Linked DNA regions of Mus musculus: all the other regions are linked to region 3. The links are chromatin loops, found by intact Hi-C in ENCODE. Cell type or tissue: left cerebral cortex. All regions are shown on one strand. Each heading gives the region's core, and the rest is flanking DNA. Links, peaks and the distances in the headings are about the cores only.

The links. A loop is a pair of places that touch in the nucleus more often than their neighbours do. Peaks named below come from ENCODE experiments on the same cell type or tissue, not always from the same donor. Only the 100,000 strongest peaks of a DNase experiment are listed, where the experiment ranks them.
Region 1: it touches region 3 in a loop (2.3-fold over the local background); 3 of 42 quality-filtered maps call a loop at or near these places.
Region 2: a loop joins it to region 3, with 2.0 times the contacts of the local background. A loop is called at or near these places in 3 of 42 quality-filtered maps.

What each region holds. Positions count from the first base shown.
Region 1 is chr1:136,114,127-136,118,752 of GRCm38, forward strand. Cacna1s (calcium channel, voltage-dependent, L type, alpha 1S subunit) reads left to right here. Exons shown (of 44, transcript NM_001081023.2): 39 at 1,022-1,150; 40 at 1,799-2,049; 41 at 3,481-3,566; 42 at 4,210-4,316; 43 at 4,544-4,626. Among named protein-coding and RNA genes, the nearest start is that of Gm15850, 15 kb to the right of the region's middle. In left cerebral cortex, for the core only: a CTCF peak has its summit at 2,212 (motif pointing right); a DNase peak (open chromatin) is centred at 2,216.
Region 2 is chr1:135,962,554-135,967,179 of GRCm38, forward strand. Igfn1 (immunoglobulin-like and fibronectin type III domain containing 1) reads right to left here. Exons shown (of 27, transcript NM_177642.3): 15 at 4,123-4,626; 16 at 3,512-3,636; 17 at 2,739-2,880; 18 at 2,110-2,409; 19 at 1,205-1,504; 20 at 516-689. Among named protein-coding and RNA genes, the nearest start is that of Igfn1, 41 kb to the right of the region's middle. In left cerebral cortex, for the core only: no CTCF peak of the experiment used is centred there; a DNase peak (open chromatin) is centred at 2,250.
Region 3 is chr1:136,210,552-136,215,177 of GRCm38, forward strand. Mroh3 (maestro heat-like repeat family member 3) reads right to left here and starts at 2,269. Exons shown (of 23, transcript NM_001329610.2): 1 at 2,054-2,269; 2 at 738-852. The coding sequence starts at 825. Inava (innate immunity activator) reads right to left here. Exons shown (of 10, transcript NM_028872.3): 10 at 2,971-3,867. The coding sequence ends at 3,775. In left cerebral cortex, for the core only: a CTCF peak has its summit at 2,460 (motif pointing left); a DNase peak (open chromatin) is centred at 2,439.

The DNA.
Region 1 (4,626 bases), core at 940-3,439, 97 kb before region 3:
ACACCTTTAATCCCAGCACTTGGGAGGCAGAGGCAGGCAGATTTCTGAGTTTGAGGCCGGCCTGCTCTACCGAGTGAGTTTCAGGACAGCCAGGGCTACACAAAGAAACCCTGTCTCAAAAAAACAACAACAACAACCACACACACACAACCACAAACACACACACACACACATGTGGGCCACGTGTTCAATAAGAATTCGAATTGCCTTTGCAGTTTTGAAATAACTTTATCTTTTACACAATTGCACATTTTGATATGAGCCATTTAAGGATAACTTACATGACACCCCCTCAGCTCAGAATACTTTAGCGTAAATTTCCAGAAAACATGGCCTTGCCCTACATAATTCTCCTACATAGCCACAATACAACCACTAAAACTAGGAAGTTAGTGTTGATTCATAGCTACCCTCCATTCCTCACCTCAATGAAAAAGAATCCAACTCAGGATCATACACCTTGCATGCACAGCATCCTGCCTTGGTACCTTGCTTTCTGGAATCAGTCACTTGGCAGTCCTTCCTTAATGTGACCTTGACTCTTTTGAGGACACAGGCCAGCTGTCCCTCAGTCTGGGTTGGTATGATGTTTCCTCATACAAGACTGAAAATGTACGTTTTAGGTAAGAATGTCACAGACATGATCCTGTGTCCTTTTTGAAAATTATCAGGTGGCATTCATTTTGATTTGCTTTTTTGCTTCTGATATATAACATTTCATTGGCTAAAAAACACATATCAACAAAAAGATTCTCCACTGAGAGGCTTGGGTGGAAGGGATACAAAGTCTCTACCTACACAATCCCAGAAAGGCCCTTACATTCTTTTCAGAATGCAGATTGTCTCCCTCAGGCCAGAACAGGACCGTGGGCCCTCAGAGCCCTGTGATATTGGTCCAAGCTGGAGAACAGGTTTCAGGAGAGCTAGAGGTTCAGGGATTCAAAACAAGTGGGGCCAGGAAAAGCATTTGTGGTCCCAACTCCTGGAATGCACGATCACCCTGATACTTCACCACCCCTAGGCTGGATTACGGACCATAGAGGAAGAGGCAGCTCCTGAGATCCACCGTGCCATCTCTGGAGACCTGACAGCAGAGGAGGAACTGGAGAGGGCCATGGTAGAGGCTGCCATGGAGGAGGGGATATTCCGGGTGAGTGAAGGCCATGGCCACTTCTAAGGGACCAGGCACAGCAGGGAGCAAGAGAGAGAAAGGCTAGAAGCCAGGATGTACAGAAGATGGATTTGGGAGCTAAAGTTACACCTTGCCACCCATATCTTTTGGGACTCAGAATCTATGGCCCCAATGCACTAAATATGATACACGGTCGTTTCCTACATTCCCCATATCTATTTTCATTGCCCAAGGGTAATTTCATTTCCATTCAGGCTACCCCTGATATTTAGTTCTGTGGAGAGTTATAAGCCATGGGATCTTGACGATTCTTCATGGACACCCTATTAAACTCTATTGGATTTTGTGAAATGGTGGCCCAAATAGAAGACATGCAATGTCCCATATCAATCAACTAGGGGGGAGCTAGAACAGAGTTCTGCAGACTCCCAATTCAGTGTGCCATGTTCCCATGTGTGCGTTACCTGTATGGTTCCTGTCTGTTCATCAAAGTTAGACCTTGCTGAGGGTGAACTGTATTCTAGTATTGTCTTTCAGGGCATTATCTTCTGGCCTTAAAGGTTGCTTGTTCCTAACACTTTCTTCCCAGGTTGTCAGCCAACCACCCAACCCCAGGGAACTCCTCATATCCAGTCATTGCCTTCTCACTCTCCCCCTTGCCTCTAGAGGACGGGAGGCCTGTTTGGTCAAGTGGACAACTTCCTGGAAAGGACCAACTCTCTGCCCCCTGTCATGGCCAACCAAAGACCCCTCCAATTTGCTGAAATAGAGATGGAAGAGCTGGAGTCACCAGTCTTCTTGGAGGACTTCCCTCAGAACCCAGGCACCCACCCTCTTGCTCGTGCCAATACCAACAACGCCAATGCCAATGTTGCCTATGGCAACAGCAGCCATAGAAACAACCCAGTGTTTTCCAGGTAACAGTGGTAACTGCTGGCCACGGGAATATGAATTCTGAGATATGTTTGAGAGGGAAGGAGGCATCCTGAAATTTGTATAATGTCCTTTGTTAGCTATGTGTCCTTGGAGACCACTCTACACCCCTAGCACAAGAGGGCAAACCTGGCCTGAAGGGGTGTCTTTGGCCAGCAGGGGGCAGACTCTTGCCAACATCGGCCACAAACCTAAGCCAACCTTTCTGTGATTTCTCAGTTGGAAGGCACTGAAATGTATTGGTTACATAGTACAGTTTAAGAAAGGGCCTCCAGCAGTAGCGTACACTATAGGAAACTGTGAATGATAAGGTCAGTTGTCAGATTTGGGTAGTTCTGTCTTAGGTTTCCATGGCTATGAAGAGACACCATGACCAAGGTAACTCTTATAAGGACAACATTTAATTGGGGCTGGCTTACAGGTTCAGAGGTTCAGTCCATTATCATTATGGCAGGAAGCATGGCAGCATCCAGGCAGGCATGGTGCTGGAGGAGGAACTGAGGGTTCTACATCTGGTTCCGAAGGCAAACAGGAGAAGGCAGCTAGGAGGAGGGTCTCCAAGCCCACCCCCACAGAGACACACTTCCTCCAAGACCACACCTACTCCAACATGGCCACTCCCATTCCAACCACCACACTCCCATCACGTCAATCCCAGCTGTGATTTAAGTGGCATATGATGCTGTAGAGCCACTTAGCCATCATAACTCAGGGGCTGGGTTCCCAGTGGGACTTCTGCTCCGGACGGGCCAACTGAATAGCAGTCTCATTGGGAAGACAGGGCAGAAGCCAGCTGAACAACTACTTCCCTAGTCAGGACTGCCAACGCCTCACTCCAGTCCAAAGAGGCCTCTTGAATGCAGCCCAGATTGCTTGAAGGGTAGCCATGTCTTTGGGTCACCATGGTGCTAGGTAGTGTGGCAATACAGAAGCACCAGACCTGGGCTCTGCTGTGGGTGGGTGGGTGTCACGTGGTACAATGGTGACCAATTAGGACCCGTTAGGTGTACCGAGAGTACAGAAGTGTTCCTAATGACGCGGGCTGGAAAGGCCCAGAACACTTCTCGGTTTCAGTTGCACATGAGCAATATCTGGAGCTTTCAAAACTACCCGTGTCTAGAGTGGGTTCCCCAGCCAATGGTCCTCACCACAGCTTCCCAGGTGAGCCCATGTGTCATCAGGACTGACAGCTAGGGCCCTAAGAGGGCTTGAGGTCGTGCAGAGTGTGAGAAGAGTAGGGGAAGCATTGAGCAGGAGTGGAAGCAGCCGTGAGTTTGGCTTGCTCCCTCAGAGGCAAGGACAGCTAGAGTCAAGCTCTAGCAGAACCAGCCCTGGCGTGAAGGCTCCTGCACTCTGATTGGATGTTCACTGGTACCTCTGTGGATGGGTTTCAGCCTGCTCTGCTCCCATTTCAGCATCTGCTATGAACGGGAGTTCTTGGGAGAGGCGGACATGCCTGTTACCAGAGAAGGACCCCTCAGTCAGCCCTGCAGGGCCTCAGGTCAGTCTTTTCTGTGACTAAGAAGCTGAGCCTTCTCCTAGAGGCGTTTGGGAGTGCTCCCTCTTCCCTTAGAGCCTTGGAGGGTCCTGGGAGGAAGAACACTATCGTCAGGTTGAGGAAGGCTCCAAATGGGAAGCTGAACGGAAGGGGTAATGGGTGGGGAAGGCTTGTTCACGCTATCGGCCTTTGTGCAGGCCTACAGCTCCCTTCTGTGTAGCCTAGCCTGGAGTTCCCTTTTACTGGGTTCCTGGAAGGACAATCCCTGCACAATTGACCCCTAGGTTGTGGAGTCCTTGGCAGGTGGTCATGCAGTCTCCCTGTGGGTCTGGGATCACTGTGTGACGGTAGCAGCCCCAAGATTTCTGGGGTTCAGTAACAGTGAGGGTACTCCCTTGCTTGCCAACACACATAGCCATACTGAGCAAGAGCTTGCTGGCAAGTCTACCCCTCAGCCTCCCCCAAACCATAAGGACAAAGTGCTGGGCAGGGAGAGCTGAGCCAGTTCTGTCTGGCCTGGAGTTGCTTAGGTTTCAACGTGTGTCTACCTTCTCAACTACCTGCTGTAGCTGCCCAAGCAAGACTCTGATGACTCCCCCCATCAGGGGTCGGCAGCCCCACTGACCTTGCCTTCCTTGGCCCACAGGACCTCACAGCAGATCTCATGTGGACAAACTGAAAAGACCGATGACCCAGAGAGGAATGCCTGAAGGCCAGGTGCCTCCTTCCCCGTGCCAGGTAACAGGGGCAAAAGCCTGGGAGGAAGCGCCATATAGACCCCACTTGGCCTGGCAGGGGAAGAGCCCTGTGGGTAGCAGCCCATTCATAACAGAAGGATCCTGTGTTCCTGCATCGTCCTCAGTCTGTGGGTTTTGGTGGAGACTCCCTTGGATGAGCTATGGGCTCCAGTGTGTCTGTTAGTTCTAGCATATCTGTTTGGGGGTGTCTTTGCTTTTCTGTGTTTGAGACAGCTCTCCCAGGCAGAGCATCCTGTGCAGAAAGAGGGAAAGGGCCCCACGTCACGGTTTCTGGAAACACCCAACAGCAGGAACTTTGAGGAGCA
Region 2 (4,626 bases), core at 940-3,439, 250 kb before region 3:
CTGCTTCAGCCTCAGTCTCGTCCAGATTTTTTCTTATCTCTGGAAGCAGCTAGCTCCTAGGATACTAACTAGAGGGTGGGGCCCCTTCTGTCTGTGTCATCAGCAAGGAAACCGAGATCTACAGAGGAAGCGGGCTGCCCATGGTCAAAGCCTGAAGTGTGTGTGAGGGGGTAGGAAGGAGAGCTGGCTTCCAGTCCGACACTTCTATTCTAGGGGTCCTCTGCTGATAGACCTTGCTGGGTGAATCTTTGGGGTTTGGGGGTGGGGTGTTTAGCAGCATCCTTGTCTTCTTCACACAAGATGTCAAGAGCATGTATTCTCCACCCAGCTGTGACTGTCACAAATAGCTCTAGGCGTTGCTAAATGCCCCCACAATGGGGACAAAACCACATCAGCTGAACAGCATCTATGTTAAACTGATTCTCACTAGTGACACCAAGGGACGCTGTAGCCAGGAGGGGCTTTAAGGCAGCTTGGAATGGTGTCAGCGAGAAGCTGCCCTCAGACCAACTCACCAGACACGGGCTGCTCATTCACAGCCATCCAGGTGTTGCTCCCCTTCTTGTGCTTCTCGATCAGGTAGCCCAGGATGTGGTTACTGCCAGGGCCCTGTGGTGCCCCCCATGTGAGAGTGATGCTCTGACTGGAGGCTGACAGGATGGCTGGGGCAGAAGGGGGCCCCGGGAGAGCTGAGGGCAGAGGGAAGCCAGTCAGCAGAAGTACCAGCTTGTGGGAGGTGGGGCTGTGAGGAGAGGGCACGGGAATCTAGGGGCACAGTCACACTCTGCCGTCTCAAGCATTCCAGTGCTGACTCAGCGTTTCTTGTCACACTATACTTGCTGTTCTGGGACAGAGATGATAGGACAGAAAATGCTCTCCTGCCTTGGTTGGAGCCAGTTCTGAGATCCCTTAACCTCACCTACTGATAGCTTGCTCCAGAACAAGGACACGTGATTAGAGAATGATGTTGGCCATTATGCAGGTCCTGAGAGAAGGGGGCTGTGTGTCTCAGCCTCAAAGAACCGTAAAAGGCTACCAAATCCCAAAAGAAGTCATAGTAAGGTATGTCTACTGTGCTCTACAAAGGCCTCAAGTCCCACCCCATTCCCATCCCCAAAGCATAGCTAGTGACTCTCAGGCTGTATCCTGGCCATAGTAGAGAGAGCAGAGGAGTTCTGTATCCAAATGTTATCTGTTCTCTCACCCTCAGGAGCCACCAACACCTCCTCTGACTCCAGGGCATCTCCGGCTCCCACTGAGGTCACAGCCCGCACACGGAAGGCATATTTCTTTCCCTGCTCCACGCTGGTGTCGGTGAAGCTGGTACTGTCTGATGGGGGCTCGCCCACCTTCAACCAAGTGCTCCTTCCAGCCTGTCGCCTCTCCACCACATAGTGTTGTATGACCTGGCCCCCGTTGTCCCTCGGGGGTAGCCAGCGGAGGCAGACACCTGCTCTGTGGCAATCCTGAACCTCCAGGGGTCCTTGTGGGGGCTGAGGCTTGTCTGAGGACCCGTGGAGAGAAACAGGAGGAGAGAGGAGTCAGAGAAGCTGGGAGGGGGCATGTTACTTAACCCCCTCATCATCGGATAAGTCTGTAAAGGGATGGACAGCCCAGAGATACACATGGTTCCTGACACAGCCAGAGGCTGAGGCAAGGCGGAGCTCCTGGGTAGGTTCCAAATGTCTCTTGGTGTCTCTGGTCTCTACTTCCCCAGTCCTGCCTTAGGAGATGGAATGGGACCTCCAGCCTGTACCTAGCCCTATTCAGTAGCCAGCATGACCTTCTGCTTAGTCCTCTTGTACAGGCAATCTGACCTTGCTGGTACAGACTAGGGGCCACCATTCCACTAATCTTCCCCCCAGACTGTTGTGTTAGAGCTCACACAACAGGGTCCACCAGCCTGTACCTGGTCTTGGCCTATCTCTTCTTCCTAGGCAGTCTGGGGACAGGGAAAATGGGTCAGTAGGGGTGGCTTAGGATCTTAACTCTCATGCAAATAAAGACCAAGGCTAGCAGAGTCCATCCCCAGACCGGTCCAGGCTCCCAGGGAGGTCCTGGGACCCCAGAACCCTGGGGCCCTGGCTGGAGAACAGGCAGGGTCAGCACCTATAACTTGCAGGGTGAACTCAGCCTGCACACAGCCTCCCTCGCTCCTCAGCGTCACGCTGTACCGGCCACTGTCCTTCCTGCACACGCTGGGGAGGCACAGCCATGTGTAGCCATCTGCCAGAGCCAGTTGGATGCCCTTGTGGTCGCCGCCCACCACCTCGTTCCCATCTTTCCTCCAGGCAGCCTGAACAGGGAGGCGGCTCTGGAAAGGGATTTTCACGGTGACTGGCTTCCCAGCCTTGAACACCAGTGGCTCTCTCAGTGTCTCTGTCACATCTGGAGCAATGGTGGGGGGATCTGGAGATTAAAAAAAAAAAGAAAAAGAGTAAAAGAATCAGAGAGGACCAAGTTCTGGGCCACTGGGGATCATGGGAAGAGCCTGGAGAAGGAACTCCCTACCCCACCTCATGAGGACTAGTAAAGGGAATGGGCTGGGTCTGCAGCAGAGAAGGCCAGGGTCAGACCTCACCGAGAACTTCCTAGTAAGGAAGGAGATAGATAAGACGCTGGGTTGGGGAAGGCATGGGTTGGCTTCATAAACAATCTTCATAGACTGAGAAGATTGCAGGCAAGTGAAGGATTCAGGGCTTCCATAGAGGAACATTTCACCTGGTGGTGGGCCTCACCCTGCACGGTCAGGCTGGCCTCGCTGTGCTGGCAGCCGGCTACAAAAGTGTATTTCCCAGCCTGGGTCCCCTCCACGTGGGTGAGAATCAGTCTGTGCGTGAGCCCATCTTGCTCAAAGATGACTCCATCTTGGGCAGTGAGCTGGAGGCAAAGATCACCATGGAGATGGCCACTCCCACCCTGCCCAGTTCAGCACTAATAACTGCCCTGTGGACTACATGGTTGTTACCACTTGCCACCTATGCCTGTCCATGCTTCTCAGAGATCAGTGGCTGCTCAGAGAGACCAGTGAGCCCCAGCTGGCCATCAACTCTCAAATCAGCCCTAGGAGATGAGCGCTGTTATTGAACAACTTGTCCGCGGTCACATAATTGCTAACAGAAGAGCAGGGATCAGGAGTCAGACTCCACTGACACCACCGTGCTGTGCCACCTGGTGTGACCACTTTGATGGGGCTCAGAGAAGCTGCTCAGAGAGACCAGTGAGCCCAGCTGGTCAGGATGAGACCAATGGGCTTGCATAAGGCCTTGGAGGCTGAGTGGAACTCGTGAGAGAGGATAATGGGAGAGTGTCATTCAAGATTCATAATGTGTTTATTCAAAACACACCACACACCCACTGTCTAAATGTCTCCCAAAGTAGAAACATCAGTAAAATAGTGAAATAGAGTGAAAACTTCTATAAAGTCTCTTCGGTCTACTTCTCTGCTTTGCCATGGTCCCTGACCCCACTAGTTAGGCAAGGCGGGCTATGAGGTGTGAGGTGTCAGTACCTTGACTCCATCCTTGAACCACGTGCCAGGTCCCAGGTCACTGGCAAGAGTACAGGAGACTATGGCGGCTTCCCCCAGTTGCACCTCTGTATCAGTCAGACCCTGAGAGAAGTGGTCCATGGAGCCTAGAGAGATACAAAGGAAGTCCCCACAGCCCAGCTTTGGCCTGTGTTGAATTCTGGGGAGCCTCTATGGTCCTGCCCACAGGGCTCAGTAAGACGCAATGCCCGGCTTCTCATTTCCCTAGGCTGGCACAGAGATCAGGGTGTAAGGGAGATATAAAGAACCCCCCACATATACCCCCCGAGTCCCACAGAGAGGCATTTGGAGTCACAGAGGCAAGCTAATACTCTGGGACCTTGGACATGGAGTTTCAAGAGTTAACACCAAGCAGACCTTTGAGTTTCACATAGCTTGGATCCCTTCTGCACGGGGAGAGGAAAGGAGCAGGAGCGGAGGCTCCTTGAATTTGCAAGGGATTCTGGGAAATAGAGACACCGGTAGTGATGAGTTCCTGTGCCGAAGGTAGAACTGGCAAGTAGGCACCCCTGTGTCCAAGGACTCTACCCTCTGGCTCCACCCTATAAGAGCCACCAGCTGGGAGTACCTACCTCGGGCCTCTGAAGAAGAGCGGCCAGTGCCAGGCTGGTATCTGGATCTGGGGCTCTGGGTAGCATCTTGTGCCTGGCCACAGACATCTGACCTGCCCTCTTGGGTATCTCTCCTGCTGCCAAGGTGCCTGTGGGGGCCTTGCCTCCTGTCTTCACTCCAAGGTTCTCTCAGAGACCCTCTATCCTCACTGCCAGCCCAAGGCTCCAGCCCTCCGGCCCCCTGTGGGGTTGCTCTCTTTGCTGATCCAACTTCAGTCCCAGACTGCACCTGATGCCTGCTTCCACAGGGACCAGGCTTCTGGCCTGACCAGCCAGGGTCTTTCCCTCCCTGGTTTTCAAACTTTGCTGAGGCCCTGGATCCTTGGACCTCGTCAAGCTCAGCCTCCCAGGACCCTGACTCCTGGAAGGATTCTTTTCCTTCTCCCTGTCCTGTTCCTCGTTGAAAACCTGGCTCCTGGATTCCTCCCGATACACTTTTGAAGTCCCTTCTGCCTAAAGGACTAT
Region 3 (4,626 bases), core at 1,150-3,649:
GTAATCCTAACCAGGAGGTTGAGGCAGGAGAATCACAAGCTTGAGTAATTTAGCCAGACTCTGTCTAGAAGAGGAGGAGGAAGAGGAAGAGGGAAGAGGAGGAAGAGAAGGAGGAAGAGGAAGAGGAAATGAAAGAGGAGGAGGAGGGAGAGGGAAGGAGGCAAAGGCCAACAGAATAACACAGCAGGTTATCCAGCTGGCCAAGAAGTCTGACAGTCTAAGCTTAATGTTCTAGACCCATGTGGTGGAGAGACCCATCTCCTGGAAGTTGTTCTTTGACCTCCACACATATGCCATGGCATGCATGCACATTGTACATGTGTATGCACACACATGGTAAAGAAATAAAGTGAAATTAAATTTTAAAGGATTAGGGCTATAAGAACTTGGAATTTGGACACCTCTAGTCTAAAAATCAAGTGTTGGTTAAGAGGTTATTGGCCTGTAGGTAGTATGGAAAGATCTTTCCATACTACCTACAGGCTTTAAACATCTAGGGCTCCACTGAACGTCTAGTTGCCTCTAGGTGAGCTTTCAATATCTCAGACCATATCAACGCCCAGCTAAGCTCCAGGCCTCTGAGGGAGATGAGCCTGCAGAAGGAGCAGGCCTTAGAGAGTAGTTATGAAAGGGATAGCCCTTAGAGTGACATCTCTAGCAAGGGCCAGGGAGCCATTATCACTTCCAAACTGCCTCAGTAAGATTAGTGATACCCAGGCCTACAGAAAACTGCTTACCTGATAAACTTGGCTCTAACAAGACATCGTACATCGATGACCGAAATGTTACTCTGTTCAGATTTCTCTCCTCGGAGTGTAGATTCATTTGCCCACCCAGGACAGGATCCAACAGCTTGTAATGAGACCAGCAGTCAGGCCTGATGAGAGTCTGGTCTTCTTAGTGATGCAGGTTTAGTATAGGGGAAGGCTGCAGGAGGCAGCCTGACCATTTACAAGGACAGGGTTGGAGATAGCAGAACACTTGTTCAGCATGTCCTGAGGCTCTGCATTTATCCATGGCATGAGGGCAGAATAAGAAGAGAAAAGAAAAGAAAAGAAAAGAAAAGAAAAGAAAAGAAAAGAAGAAAAGAAAAGAAAAGAAGAGGGGAGGGGAGGGGAGGGGAGGGGAGGGGAGGGGAGGGGGGAAAGGGGAGGGGGAAGAAAAGAAGAGAAGAGAAGAGAAGAGAAGAGAAGAGAAAAAACAAACAAACAAACAAAACAGAACCACAAGAACTGACTGGACAGTGCCCATGCTAGGTCCTGTTTGCTAGTTTCCCATTTTATCTCCTGTTTCTGGGGAAAGTGCACAACCCCCCTTGAAGAACCCTGACTCCTTATGGGTCATGCAGGCACCAGCCAAGGATCTCCTGTGGCAATCTCAGACTCAAGCTGGCTCCCAGGGAAGTTTCTATCTGTGGTTCTGATGTCTTAAGGTCAGGTTCTGAAGCTGTTCTTAGCAGAGGGTTCTTTCCCATTCTCTAGGATGTCCCTTCTGCCATCCAGGAGGGGAGGCTAAGGACTCTAACGTGCCTGCAACTCCCAGACATGGATGCTCAGGTGTAGAGCTAGCCTATGGACTGAAACTGAAAGGAGTTATGCCCAACCAGTTCCTCACACTGGCACATTTCAAGGCTGGCTGCTTACAAGAACTTAGCTATCCCCCATTTTTTCTTAACAGCCTCCCATATCTATATATCTATAGCTATATAGATATATAGATACTTCAACCTCTTTGCCACCTAGAAAGATTATTACAACAGAACCCTCTGATCAAGCTTTACCTGGAATTGGGGGTGGGAACTGGAGAGATGGCTCAACGGTTAAAAGTGCTCACGGTAACTCCAGTTCCAGGGAAGCTGATGCCCTCATCTAGCCAAAGTGGGCACTGCACACACATGGTACGCCCATATACATTTAAAAAAAAAAACCCTAAAATGTATTTTTCTGGGCCTAACAGATGACAGATGGCTAAAACACAAAACCAAATACCTGCCTGACAAGTGTGAAACCCTGGGTTCCATCCCCAACACAGGAAAAATAAAGTTCAAACTTACCACAAAATAAGTTACATCCAAAATCAAGTCCTTACTGGCCACAGTTAATAGCTACATTGATGTTCAGGTCTGAGATAAGGATGCCCACAGCTTCTCTAGAGGCCCTGGAACTCTCTTCCCTTCCCACCCAACCCCTAGCATGGAACAACCCCCAGCCTAATAAAGCCAGGTCCTTGAAAGCCAGATTCCTACAGTCTCTAGGGCTGGCCACCAAGTGCAGCACTGGCGTCACCCCTGCATAGCCATCTGCCTGGCCCTTTGTGACCTACCTCTTCCTTGACTGTGGAGAGGGACAGGCAAAACAGAGACCCCTTTCTCTGCCTGACACAGAGCTGCTACCTCAGACTCAGGCCACAAGCTCTCCAGAAACTGTAGCCATAGCAGGCGCTCTGCTCTCAAGTCCTGAGCACCCCCTACAGGGCAGCAGAAAAAGTTGCAGCCTCCCTCCAACACCCCTCTCCTCCTACTACCCCTCCCTCTCCACCTTTTGCAAAAACACAGAAGGGGTCTTATGGAGAGCCCCTCCTTACCCAAGGAACGCCTGTTTTTCCAGCCACAAGAACAATTTCAAATAAGCCTCAAACCACTGAGCCTGGGCCATCTGAAGCCAGAGAAAAAGGGATCACAAAGCGCTGAAGTGCCTTCCAAGGTTACTCCATGGAGCTGCCATGAGGGTGCTGAAAATGGAATCTGGGCTTTCCAGATTTTAACAGTTGAGCTAAAAGTTCAGGCTCTGGAGACCTTGAGGAGCTTTGCTGGATTCCCTGTGCTCAGAGAAGCAGCTTGAGTTTCTGTCTGTCACTCTGCTTGCTCCCTAGAGTCATGACCAAACCAGGCAGCCATCTCAAGGAGCCCACTCTGTGCTTGGTCAAAACAAACAAACAAACAAAAAAAACAACTCAGCACACACACAGAATCCTTCATCCTCAGCTGGGCCAATCAGATTTTATTGAAGTATTTGGCACAAGGTTGCCCTGTAACGGAGGGCACCGCCACGGTGCAACCACACGAGATAGCTGTTAGGTAAGACCAATAAGTTAATTAATGTGAAGGATGCTCAGGTGTGGGGAGGCACTAGCACTCAGAAGTCTCTCAGCTCTGTGGCTCAGGATCTAAGGCACTTAGGGATCCAGAGAATACACTGGGTTGGGGGGGGGGCATCTATGCACTGGGGAAGGGGCTCAGAAGCCATACAATATGGCAAGTGGAGGTTGGGACTACTGTAGGGTATGGGAAGAACACCATGACAGAAATGCCTGTGCCCTGAAGGGGAGAGGAGAGTTCTGCCCAGCATCTGGGAAACAAGGGAAGAGTCCCTGTTGAGGGAGTCCCACATCCGGCCTCCAGCCTTAAGAAGCAACAGGTATCTCAGAAAGAGGGCCCAGAGCATATGGGACGTCTCAAGGGGCCCTCTATGCCACTTGTCCTACATAAGGAGACAAATGCTGTCGATTAGTCCAGCTCGACATTAGTCCAAAAGGCCAGACTCTGGGGGATAAAGCATAATCATGTTATTAAAGAATAAGACAAATCACAGATATAAATCCTCAGGTCAGGACTTCTGGGAAACACATGTAAAAAAACCGAAAGGTCTCAGCTCTGCATCATCGGCCTGCGATGAGGGGAGGGGAGATGAAAGAAGCACTTAAGGGTGAGGGGGTCCTCGACCCCAGCTCCAATAGAAAAGTCTTTTCCCGCACGAGGCAAGGCGTTCAGAAGAGTTACACTTGGCTGATAATCTCTCCGTTCTCAGGCACAAAGACTTGCACTGGGGCCCCGTCCGTCGACCTCCGGAGTACGTACACGGGGGGCACCTGTCACAGGCAGGGAGAGAGGAGAGGCGGATGAGCAAACTGGGTAGAAAGGTCAGTGCAGCAAGCTCAGCCACATCGTTCTCTTTGCTTAAAGGCACAGACCATCATCGATAGTGAAGCCCTGGTGCTCTGCTCCTGCCCTCCCCAGGAATGATGCCCCCCAGGTACCACCCCTGATCCAGGTCCTTTGGGGTATGACGGTCACCCTGACCTTCTTCTCCACCTTTCCCGGGCTCATGTCTCATCACCGTCCCTGTCTGACAGGTTGGGATGAGCCAAGCCTAGACCAAAGGCAGGTCTAAGCTCGCAGGAAGGGATAGGCACGTCAGCTAGAGGGTGTATAGCCTGGGACTGGGCCAGGGCGCTGCCCAGCCAGAGATGGCAGCTGCAACAGCCCAAAGATCAGGGGTGGGGGTGGGGAATGATGCAGCTGGGCTGCTGGGAATCTGGGGTCTCAAAGAAGCAGCTTGTTGGTAACTTCTAGAGTCTGTCCCCTGCATAGCCTTCTGAATCCGGATGAGAGAATAAAGAAAGGATTCATGCCGGCTAGCCTCAATTCCAGGATGAAGAAATGGGGCTTACAGAAACCAAGGCTGCACCCCTACCCGAAGTCAGAGTGCTCAGAATCCTTCTTACTTCCGATACAACCTAGCACGCACACACACACACACACACACACACACACACACACAGACACACACACACACACACACACAGACACCACCCTCTGGGAGCCCCCGTGATAGAGCTATTGCTGAT